3 separate regions of the Homo sapiens genome follow, and regions 1 and 2 are each linked to region 3. Evidence: chromatin contacts called from ENCODE Hi-C or POLR2A ChIA-PET data. All regions are on one chromosome and are shown on one strand. The core of a region is the stretch at or near the end of the contact, and the rest is flanking DNA. Distances in the headings are between cores, read along the strand shown. Region 1 holds the start of PLPPR2 (phospholipid phosphatase related 2). Region 2 holds the start of SPC24 (SPC24 component of NDC80 kinetochore complex). Region 3 holds the start of DOCK6 (dedicator of cytokinesis 6).

The links. Hi-C counts contacts between places; a loop is a spot of excess contacts on that map. ChIA-PET counts read pairs that join two places held with the same protein, here RNA polymerase II (POLR2A). Pooled maps may share reads with other maps.
Region 1: a loop to region 3 is called in a pooled map, with 2.4 times the contacts of the local background. The contact joins the promoter of PLPPR2 here to the promoter of DOCK6 in region 3. A Hi-C loop is called at or near these places in 1 of 168 maps with a recorded cell type or tissue (endothelial cell of umbilical vein) and 5 of 50 pooled maps. POLR2A ChIA-PET finds 5 or more read pairs at or near these places in 8 of 52 experiments (GM10248, H1, HepG2 and 5 more).
Region 2: a pooled map shows a loop between it and region 3 (3-fold over the local background). The contact joins the promoter of SPC24 here to the promoter of DOCK6 in region 3. A Hi-C loop is called at or near these places in 1 of 168 maps with a recorded cell type or tissue (endothelial cell of umbilical vein) and 3 of 50 pooled maps. POLR2A ChIA-PET finds 5 or more read pairs at or near these places in 14 of 52 experiments (BJ, HEK293, HEK293T and 10 more).

The regions. Positions count from the first base shown.
Region 1 is chr19:11,353,179-11,356,681 of GRCh38, forward strand. It overlaps PLPPR2 (phospholipid phosphatase related 2), which reads left to right and starts at 2,254. Exons shown (of 10, transcript NM_001393892.1): 1 at 2,254-2,394. It overlaps CCDC159 (coiled-coil domain containing 159), which reads left to right. Exons shown (of 11, transcript NM_001080503.3): 8 at 273-394; 9 at 614-696; 10 at 1,402-1,518; 11 at 1,695-1,766. The coding sequence ends at 1,699. RefSeq lists a silencer at 2,074-2,523 and an enhancer at 3,166-3,503.
Region 2 is chr19:11,154,050-11,157,757 of GRCh38, forward strand. It overlaps SPC24 (SPC24 component of NDC80 kinetochore complex), which reads right to left and starts at 1,733. Exons shown (of 5, transcript NM_182513.4): 1 at 1,568-1,733. The coding sequence starts at 1,727. RefSeq lists a silencer at 1,690-1,849.
Region 3 is chr19:11,260,644-11,263,910 of GRCh38, forward strand. DOCK6 (dedicator of cytokinesis 6) reads right to left here and starts at 1,881. Exons shown (of 48, transcript NM_020812.4): 1 at 1,754-1,881. The coding sequence starts at 1,797. RefSeq lists silencers at 1,456-1,595, 1,676-1,735, 1,806-1,965.

The DNA.
Region 1 (3,503 bases), core at 1,004-3,503, 93 kb after region 3:
CAACCTCTGCCTCCTGGGTTCAAGCAATTCTCCTGCCTCAGCCTCTCGAGTAGCTGGGACAACAGGCGCCCGCCACCACGCCCGGCTAACTTTTTGTATTTTTAGTAGAGATGCGGTTTCACTGTGTTAGCCAGGATGGTCTCAATCTCCTGACCTCGTGATCTGCCCGCCTCGGCCTCCCAAAGTGCTGGGATTACAGGTGTGAGCCACCGCGCCTGGCACTATTGTCATTATTATTATGACTGCTGTTCTCTCATCCCTCCCCACCCCAGATCCTGACCAAGATGAAGCAGCAGGGTCATGAGACAGCCGCCTGTCCGGAGACTGAAGAGATACCGCAGGGAGCCAGTGGCTGCTGGAAGGATGACCTCCAGAAGGAACTGAGTGATATATGGTGATGCCCAGCCTGCAGTCTGACCCCTGACCCTCCTCTGAACCCGTTCCCCCAACGGGATCTGGCAGTGACCACCAGAACCTGGAGCCCACCTGAGTCCAGACTTCCCTCACCCCCTAGGACTCACCCCACCACGGCCCCCAACCTTAGCTGTACTGCTGTCTACACCCTGAGCAGTGTGGAGTCTCCCAGCGCCCCCAGCTCCTTGTCTTCTTGCAGGTCTGCTGTGCACGTGCTGCAGAACTCCATAGACAGCCTCACTTTGTGCTCGGGGGCCTGTCCCAAGGCCTCGAGCCTAAGAGGTGAGGGAGGCTGAGAATTGCTCAGGGGTGGGAGGTCATTGTCTAGCTTCACAGGGAGGCTATGTTCAGAGAGCCTATTTGGGAGTCACATCTGATGGGTGTTATTCTATGGTCACATTAAGTAGTGTTCTGGGGTCACATTAAGGAGTCACTGGAGGTTTCATCCAGGAGTCATTCATGGTCACATTCAGAGTCACTTGGATCTTATATGAGTCCATGGGGACTCCACACAGTGGCTCATGCCTGTAATCCTAATATTTTGGGAGGCTGAGGTGGGAGGATTACTTGAGTCTAGGAGTTTGAGACCAGCCTGGGCAACACAGTGAGACCCCATCTCTCCAAAAAATTTAAAAACTAGCTGGGTGATGGTGCACCTGTGGCTGAGCACACCTGTAGTCTCAGCTACTCAGGAGGCTGAGACAGGAGGATCGCTTGAGCCTGCGAGGTTGAGGCTGCAGTGAGCCATAATCGTGCCACTGCACTCCAGTCTGGGCAACAGAGCGAGACCCCATCTCTAAAAAAAAAAGTGTCAATTGGGTAAAATGCAAGGGTCATTGAAGTCATAATTTGGTGTCACACTGGATCACATTCAAGGGAATTGGGGGTCATGGTTTAAGTATCAATGAGGTATACTATGAAGGGACACAGGGCCTATATTTGGGGGTTACTTGAGGGTCACATTCAGGGAACCTGTCCCTCCTGCAGGCCACAAGGGGCACCAGTGCCTGAGCCCTCCACTCCCCTCCTGGGACTCTGACTCCGACTGTGACCAGGACCTCTCCCAGCCACCTTTCAGCAAGAGCGGCCGCTCCTTCCCACCCGGTGCAGATCCTCCCCAGTCCCCCCCTCCACCCATTTCCCTCCTGACCTGCCCTTGACTCCCACAGTCTAGACCCTCAGAACAGGCCCAGATCCTGATCTGGGCATGCGGTCCCTGACCTGCAGCCCCGGAGTCCCCTGGACCTGGCCAGGCCCTGACCCACCCTCTCTCTCCACAGCTTGAGCAGCCGGGACTGCTCTCCCTGAAGACCCCTCCAGAGAGAAAATAAACTAGCCCAGACCCTCCTCTAGCCCCGACTGTTAGTCTTGCTGCTTCCTGTGCCTAGGAATCCCCCTGCCCTCCTAGTTTACCCCTCATTGTTGGGGGGGAGGGGTGTAGAGACCCCAGGGGTCATTCGGGATGTGTGGGCTTGGAATCAGGGGACATCTGAAGCCAGATTTAATATATGACAAGGCAAGGAGTCATTCTGTCCAGACACGAGCAGCCAGACAGACTTCCACACTGGCCACAGAGCCTTCCTTTCTGGGGGGCCCTGGCGAATGGGGAAACTGAGGCCCAGAGAGGGAGAGGCGCGGCCCAGGGACATACTCTGAAGCCCCTCCCTCCTATTACCCTCGGAGCCCCGCCCACCCCAGGGTCCTCCCTCTCTACTTCCATTCTTGGTTCCTTCCTACAATCGATGCTAACACGCCCCGCCTCCAAGATCACGGAGGCCCCGCCCCACGGGGCTATGCAAATGAGACGCCCGGAGGCCCCGCCCCTCCCTCCACCTCGGAGTCTGCGCGGCGCGGCCAGGCCCGGCCGACCGCGTCTCGGTCTTCGCGTCTGCCAGCCTGGCTGGCAGTCCGTCTGTCCATCCCGCCGCGCCGGGGCAGTCTAGGCGGAGCGGGGGCTCAGGCGGCGGCGGCCTCGACGCGGTGAGAGGAGGGGGTGGGGGCGCCCCTCATCCCCTCCCGTGGGCTTCCCACCCCCGGTGTCGGTCTCCGGTTCCTGAGGGTTGGGTCCCTCTGGGTCCAGCGCGGGGAGGGGCGGGGGAGGGGAGGCGGCGAGCTGGGGGAGGGGACCGGGCTGGGGGAGGGGACCCCGGGCCGAGGAGCCAGCACCGGTGGTGAGGGCGGCTGTGGGTAACTGTGATTGTGTGGTTGTCATTGTGTGTCTGTGTGTGGTTGTGTAACTGTCATCGTGTGGCTGCATGACTGGGATTGTGTGGTTTCGGGAGGTCCGCGGGTGTGTGTGTGTGTGTGTCACTGTCATTGTGCGGCTGTCGTTGTGGGTGTCACTCTGATGGTTTGTGTGTGTGTGTCTGGCTATGCTGTGACTGCCATTGGCCCCCCGTGTGGCTGCTGTCTCTGTGTGTGACTGTCTTGGTGTTCGTGTGGTTGTGTGCATAGGACTGTCATTGTGTGGCTCCTGTTGTGTGTTCATTCTGATGGTGTGTATGTGTGTGTGGCTGTGGTCGTGCGCTGTGCACCTTTCTTGTGTGGCATTGTGAGTCTGTGTCATGGTCCATGGATGTGGCCATGTGGTTGTAGATGGCACCTTGTCTCTCCCCTGTGACTGTTGGTGTGAATAAGAGACTGTTAGTGTGTGTGTGGCTGTCGCTGAGTGCCTTGTAATTGGGGGTGTGACGCTGTGATGAGTTCTGTGACCCCCATTGTGTGCGGTGACTCTTTTCTGTGACTCTTAAGTGTGTTGCAGGCCTGACTGTGTGTCCCTGACTGTAGCGGTGTGGGGGCTTGTGTGGGACTGTGATGTGTGTAGGGTCTCCTGACATGTCTCTCTCTGTTTGGCCTGGGGTGGGGGTGGGGACTTGTTTGATCTGTTTGGTGTCTCTGACAGGCTATGAGCCCACTGTGTGTGAGTATGCAGTGACATGTGTTGTGTGTGTTGGACACCTGTCTGAACAAGGGGGCCCCTCTTGTTTACTGCAAAGTGGCGCCCAGCACAGCGCCTGGAAGTCGGCAGGTGCTCGGTCTTCACTGTGGGATGGGTGAACGCTATGCCATGGTTGTGTGTGTGTGTGTGT
Region 2 (3,708 bases), core at 483-2,982, 110 kb before region 3:
GGTGACAGAGCAAGACTCCGTCTCAAGGAAAAAAAAAATACAGTCTTGAAGAGATATTTGGGCACCCGTGTTCATAGCAGCGTTATTCAACACAGCCAAAAGGTGGATACAACCCAAGTGCCCATGGATGGATGAATGAATAAACACAATGCGGTCCATCCTTCTATATCATGAAATATGACTCAGCTTTAAAATGGACGGAAATTCTGGCCAGGCGTAGTGGCTCACCCCTGTCATCCCAGCACTTTGGGAGGCCGAGGTGGGCGATCACTTGAGGCTGGGAGTTTAAGACCAGCCTAGCCAACATGGTGAAACCCCATCTCTACTAAAAATACAAACATTAGCTGGGCATGGTGGCGCATAAGTGTGTTCTCAGCTACTTGGGAGGCTGAGGTGGGAGGATCACTTAAGTCTGGGAGGCAGAGGTTGCAGTGAGCCAAGATCACACCACTGCATTCAAGCCAGGGTAATGGAGCGAGGCTCTGTCTCACAGTAAGTACACAAAATGAAAGGAAATTCTGATACAGGCTATGACATGGATGAACCTGGAGGACATTATGCTCCATGAAATAAGCCAGACACAAAAGGGTAGATATTGTATGATTCCACTAGGAAGGGTAGATATTGTACAATTCCTCGTAAGGTTCCTAGAGGAGTCAAATTTGAGACAGAAAGTAGAACCCTGGTGGGTGCCAGGGTCTGAGAAGGGGATGGGGAGTGAGTGTTTCATGGGGACAGAGCTTCAGTTTGGAAAGATGAGAAAGTTCTGGAGATGGATGATGGTGCTGATGGTTGCACAGCAGTGTGAATGTGCTTAAGGCCACTGAACTGTGCAGTTACAGATAGTGAAGATGGGCCGGACACAGTGGCTCACGTCTGCAGTCCCAGTACTTTGGGAGGCTGAGGCAGGCAGATTACCTGAGGTCAGGAGTTTGAGACCAGCCTGGCCAACGTGGTGACCCCCCGTCTCTACCAAAAATACAAAAATTAGCCGAGTGCGGTGGCAAGCGCCTGTAATCCCAGCTACTCAGGAGGCTGAGGCAGGAGAATAGCTTGAACCCGGGAGGTGGAGGTTGCGGTGAGCCCAGGGCCTGGCAGCAGCAGATGCTCCATAAAACATCTGAATGCCTTCAGGAAGAAGGGATGGGCTATTGTCACAACCATTTGACAAGGAAGGAAGCTGAGGCACAGAGAATTTAAGAAACTCACCTCAAGTCTCACAGCGGACATGGGGATGGGTGCTAGGATTCAAACCCGGAGCTTTGACTCCTGAGCCCCAGTTCAAACCCTGAGACCCCCAGCTCCTGCTCACGGAGAGCTCAGAAGGGGCCAACCCCTCCAGACTCCTATATTTACCACTAAACCCCTGGGGGGTGGGGGATGGTTGCTGTCATAAAGCCGATTTCTCAGATGGTGAAACTAAGGCTCAGAGGGGGCCGTCCCAGGGGGCATAGGGCAGGAGATGGGAGAGTCCAGGAGAGAAGGGGTTTTGAGGTGGGCCTGGTCGCCCCCTCCCAGCACCCGGGCCCCTTCCCCCGTGGGCCCGCGACCACGCTCCGACCCTCACCTCGCAGCTGCTTCTCGGCACCGTCTTGCGTTTCCAGCAGCCGCTCCACCACCTGCTCGTGGCGCCCCAGCAGCCGTCGCTGCTGCGCCTCCGCGCGGTTGGCGCCCAGCAGGCTGAGCAGCCCCTGGCTCACCTCCTCTATGTCGCGGAAGGCGGCCATGACTACGCCAGGCTCCAACCCGCGCAAATTTGACTGTCCGCGGGGCCCGCCCTCTTCCAGAAGAGGTTGCTTTCCATTGGATTTTTTGATACGTCAGTCATAAGCAATGGCCAATAGGCATGGGGAACAGGATCTTAGACTGGGCTAAGCCGCCTTTGGTCTGGCCTGGTGCGCCTGCGACCACTCCTCCGTCAGTCATCGGTGATGACCAATCGGCGCAGGAAGGGGGAGGCTCCGTTATCCTTCCCGATGCGCCTGCGCGGGAGAGAAAGCGGCTGTTTATTTCTCCATAGGTCGAGCGCTTGCTCTGTGCAGGGTGGGGTTCTAACGGCAAAGCAGCGAGCAGCTTCTCCTGGAACTTACATCCTACAGTGTGTGCGTGGGATACACAATAAGCATAGAGAATAAGTAGATTCTATGAGAGGCTGCATAGCAAAATGGCGTCTGCAGCCAGATTTACTGGGTTCGAATCCCAGCGTTGCCACTTACTAGCTGTGTTACCCTGGACAGACTTCACCTCTCTGTGCGGTACTTTCCTCCTTAGTAAAATGAGGGTCATACTAGTGCCTGTGTCAGCGTTGGCGTGAGAATTCTTCTTATTACTTTTTTTTTAGAGACAAGGTATTGCTCTGTCACCCAGGCTGAAGTGCAGTGCCACAATCATAGCTCATTGCAACTTCGACCTCCTGGCCTCCAGCAATCCTCCTGCCTCCGCCTCCCAAAGTGCTGGGATTACAGGCGTGAGCCACCGAGCCCAGCCTGGCGTGATAGTGTCTCCTATTCAGTAGGTGCTATATAGTTGTTTAATGAAACATACATAGAATCCTAGCATGTAGCTGGGTGCAGTGGCTCACGCCTGTAAGTCTGAGCTCTTTGGAAGGCTAAGACAGGAGGATCGCTTGAGCCCTGGAGTTTGAGACTAGCCTGTCTCAAAACAAAACAAAACAAAGAAAAGATCAGTGCTGACTCTAAGGTGCTGGTTCCATGCTAGACACTGGTATTTCTGCAAGAAACAAGATGTTAAGATGGCATCTTTTTTTCTTTCTCTCTCTTTTTTTTTAAGACAGAGTCTCACTCTGTTGCCCAGGCTGGAGTGCAAGGCATTCCAGCCTGCTTCCTGGGTTCAAGGCATTCTCCTGCATCAGCCTCCCGAGTAGCTGGGATTACAGGTGCCCGCCACCGCACCCAGCTGATTTTTTGTATTTTTAGTAGAAACGGGGTTTCATTATGTTGGCCAGGTTGGTCTTGAACTCCTGACCTCGTGATCTGCCTGCCTCAGGCTCCCAAAGTGCTGGGATTATAGGCGTGAGCCACCGCGCCTGGCGTGGCAACATTTTTATGTGTGCTACCACCTAAAGAACATCTCATTGCTTTCCTATGATTTTTTTTTCTTTTCTTTTCTTTTCTTTTTTTTTTTTCTTGAGACAGAGTTTCGCTGTTGTTGCCCAGGCTGGAGTGCAATGGCGCGATCTCAGCTCACTGCAACCACCACCTCCCAGGTTCAAGTGATTCTCCTGCCTCAGCCTCCCGAGTAGCTGGGATTACAGGCATGCGTCACCATGCCCAGCTAATTTTGTATTTTTAGTAGAGACGGGGTTTCTCCATGTTGGTCAGGCTGGTCTTGAACTCCCGACCTCAGGTGATCCACCTGCCTCGGCCTCCCAAAGTGCTGGGATTACAGGCGTAAGCCACTGTGCCCGGCCTTCTTTTCTTCCTTCTTTTTTTTTTTTTTTTTTGAGATGGGGTCTTGTTCTGTCCCCCAGGCTGAAGTGCAGTGGCTCAGGTGATCCTTTCATTTCAACCTTCCAAGTAGCCGGGACTACAGGTGTGTGTCACCCTTTGGTGCCTGAGAGCATGGCTTCTTGAACCAGCTGTGTAATGTTGGCATAGACCTCACTTCTTTGTGCCTAAAGGCAGTGAATAACAATTAGGCAGAGTGAAATCAAGAGGGGAAAAGACTTCAGGTTCACTTTCTGATGCT
Region 3 (3,267 bases), core at 631-3,130:
TTTGGGAGGTGGGCGGATCACCTGAGGTCAGGAGTTCGTGACCAGCCTGGTCAACATGGTGAAACCCCCTCTCTACTAAAAATACAAAAATTAGCTGGGTGTGGTAGTGGGCGCCTGTAACCCCAGCTACTCAGGAGGCTGAGGCACAAGAATCGCTTGAACCCAGGAGGCGAAGGTTGCAGTGAGCCAAGATTGTGCCATTGCACTCCAGTTTGGGTGACAGAGCGAGACTCTGTCTCAAAAAAAAAAAAAGAAAGAAAGAAAGAAAAGAAAAAGAAAAGGAAAGAAAAAGAAACAGACAGCAATAATGTTTGCAGCCTCAAAGACGCCAAAGGTCTAAGACATTTTGAAAGCCAATTTACAGACAAAGATAATGATAGAACATAAAAATTGCCCAGCCATTACGCCCCAGCCACCAAGTCTCATCCCTCCTCTGCTGAGAACTCCCCATGGCTCCCACCTCACCTGGGGTCCAAAGTCAAAGTCCCTTGCACAGCCCACACGACCCTGTACATTCTACTCTTACTGTCCCCCTCCAGCTCTCTGTTCCTGCCTCAGGGCCTTTGCACAAACCCTTCCCACTCTTTCCCCCCACAAACTGGCCTCGATCGATCCCTCTCTCATCTCCTTGAGGTTTTTGCTCAAAGGCACCTGCTCATCCAGGCCTTCCTGACCCACCTCCCGCATCTCAAGCAGCCCCCACCCTCCCATCCCCCTTCCCTGTCTTCTTGTCCCTACAGCACTTGTCACTGACAGGTAATCTACTCGATCAGGCTTCTGGTCTCTCTCCGCCACTATATCCCAAGAGGGGGATCTTTTGTCTCCATAAGACCAGGGCCCAACCCACAGGGCAGCTCTTTCACCTGGGGGCAGTCAGGACAGGTCCCCCGGGGAGAGGATACCTGAGCTTCTGAACGCACCCTTGTCGCAAAGACCCCCCGCCAACTGGGGGCGAGGCTTTTCAGCCCCAGAGAGTCTGATATACCCCTCCCAGGCTGTGACTCTCACAATCCCCAGTGGCCACGGAAATGGATCCCCCAGCGCCTGGGGCCTGTCCCCTCCCCCGTCTGCCCACCAGCTGGTTCTGTCCCCAGCCCCCACTCCCTCCATTCAATCACCCATCCATCCCCAGCGCGGTCCAGCCCGTGACGGGAGAGCCTGAAGCAGAAGGTGGGGGGGCGTCCACAGCTGTCCCCCTTCCCCCCCCCCGACAGCTGGGCACTGGACCCTGGAGGGGGAAGGGCACGGGAAACTCCTCGAGGGGTTTCAAACGCCACCAAGGAGCCCATCTCTGTCCCCAAATCTCAGAGCCTGGAGCCTCCCTGCCCCAAACCAGGCACTGAGGAAGGAACAGAAAGTCCGGCCCACCCCGATCTCCGAGAGCGCGGGGACAGTGAGGGGCCGAGAGGCGGACGGGGAGCGCAGGGAGTTCAGGGGGCGCCCGTCATCCGCATCCCCACGCCACCTCCTCCGGGAAGCCCTCCGGACACACCCCCGCGCGTCACGGAGGCAGAACGGCAGCCGCCATCGCGCTCCCAGCCCCGACGCGACTCCCATCTGGGACCCCCGCCGGGACCCCCGCGGCCCTCCCCGCCTTCTCCCGCTCCCAGCCCCGGCCGGAGGAAGCTGGCGGGACCCGGGCCGAGGCGGAAAGGGGTTGAATTGGGGGCGCCCGGGCGGGGAGGGTCGCACCGCCCCGGGGCGGAGCCGGGCCACGTGGGGGAGGTGGGAGGGGGCCCCGCGGCCACACTACCTGTTGATCTTGTGCGCGAAGGCGCGGCGCTCGGAGGCAGCCATGGTCCTCGCGTCCCGCCGCCGCCGCCCCGGGCCCCGGCCCCGCCGCCGCCGCCGCCTCCCGGTTCTGGGCAGCCGGGGCGGGGCGGGGCCGGCGCGGGGGCGGGGCCCTTCCGGGTGGCCCGGGCCGCTCCGTGCTGCCCCTGCAGGCCGGAGGGGTCGCCTGGAGTCCTGGGGGCTGGGGAAACTGAGGCTGGGGACGGAGAGGAGGCCCCGGGATCCAGGCTGGGCGGGCCCCAGACTCCCGGGCTGGGGGGACGCTCTTTCTACCCTAGGAGAAGGGCTGGGGAAACTGAGGCTGAGGAGGGAAGTTAGGGAGAGGAGGCGCTGGGACCCAGACTGGGGGTGCCCCAGACTCCCGAGCTGGCGGGGGCGCTCTTTCCACCCTGGGAGCTGGGCTGGAGAAACTGAGCCTGAGGAGGGAGGGAGGGAAGGGAGGCGCTGAGACCCGGGCTAGGTGGACCCCAGGCTCCCGGGGTTTAGTGGGGTGGTCTTACCACCCCAGGAGCAGGGCTGGGGAAACTGAAGCTCAGGAGGGAGGGAGGGAGGGGAGGCGCTGGGACCCAGGCTGGGTAGGCCCCAGATTTCCGGGGTTTGGGGGGCGCTCTTTCTGCCCTCTGACTCCTGGCTGGAAAACAATAACGATGTTCATGTATCTAATAATCATACCTGTAAGTATAATCGTGGCCGTGCATGGTGGCTCATGCCTGTAATCCCAGCACTGTGGGGGGCCAAGGCAGGAGGATTGTTTGAGCCCAGGAGTTGGAGACCAGCCTGGGCAACATAATGAGACCCCGTGTCCACAAAAAATGCAAAAATTAACCAGGCATGGTGGTGTGTGCCTGTAATCTCAGCTACTTGGGAGTCTGAGGGAGGAGGATCGCTTGAGCCTGGGAGGTCAAGGCTGCAGTGAGCTGTGATTGTGCCATTTCAATCCAGCCTGGGTGACAGAGCGAGACCCTGTCTCAAAAAGTCTAATTGCTAAGATGTCATTGAGCCTGGCCCTGCAATTCACACATGCAGAAGAAATTATTGTTTTCCTCCTTTTACAGATGAGTAAACTGAGGCACAGAGGTGTTCGGGTGCTTGCTCAGTGTGACTCACAGGGGTCTCCAGCGCCTGCATTGTCCGTGCTCCCAGTCTACAGCATGGGAGTCAGAGGAGCCTGGCTAGGCACTGGAGTGCTCGGAGATGTGCCCCAGGTCCAGGTGGTGGGACCTGAGTGAGCCAGTTTGGGAGTCTAGACTTTCGGGGCCGCCTCTACCAAGAGGAAGAGGTGGGGATGTCTTGGTTAATCTATGGTCTCAAATCTCTCCCCACTGGCCTCTCTCCCAGCACTGCTGCAGCATTTTTAGAGAATTCTCCAGCCGACACTCCCCTCTGGAGGAGCTCACCCCTTTCTCACCTGCATGCCTCTGCACCGGCAGGTCCTTCCTCCTGGACAGCCCTTCTTTCCCTGGTCAGCAAATGCCC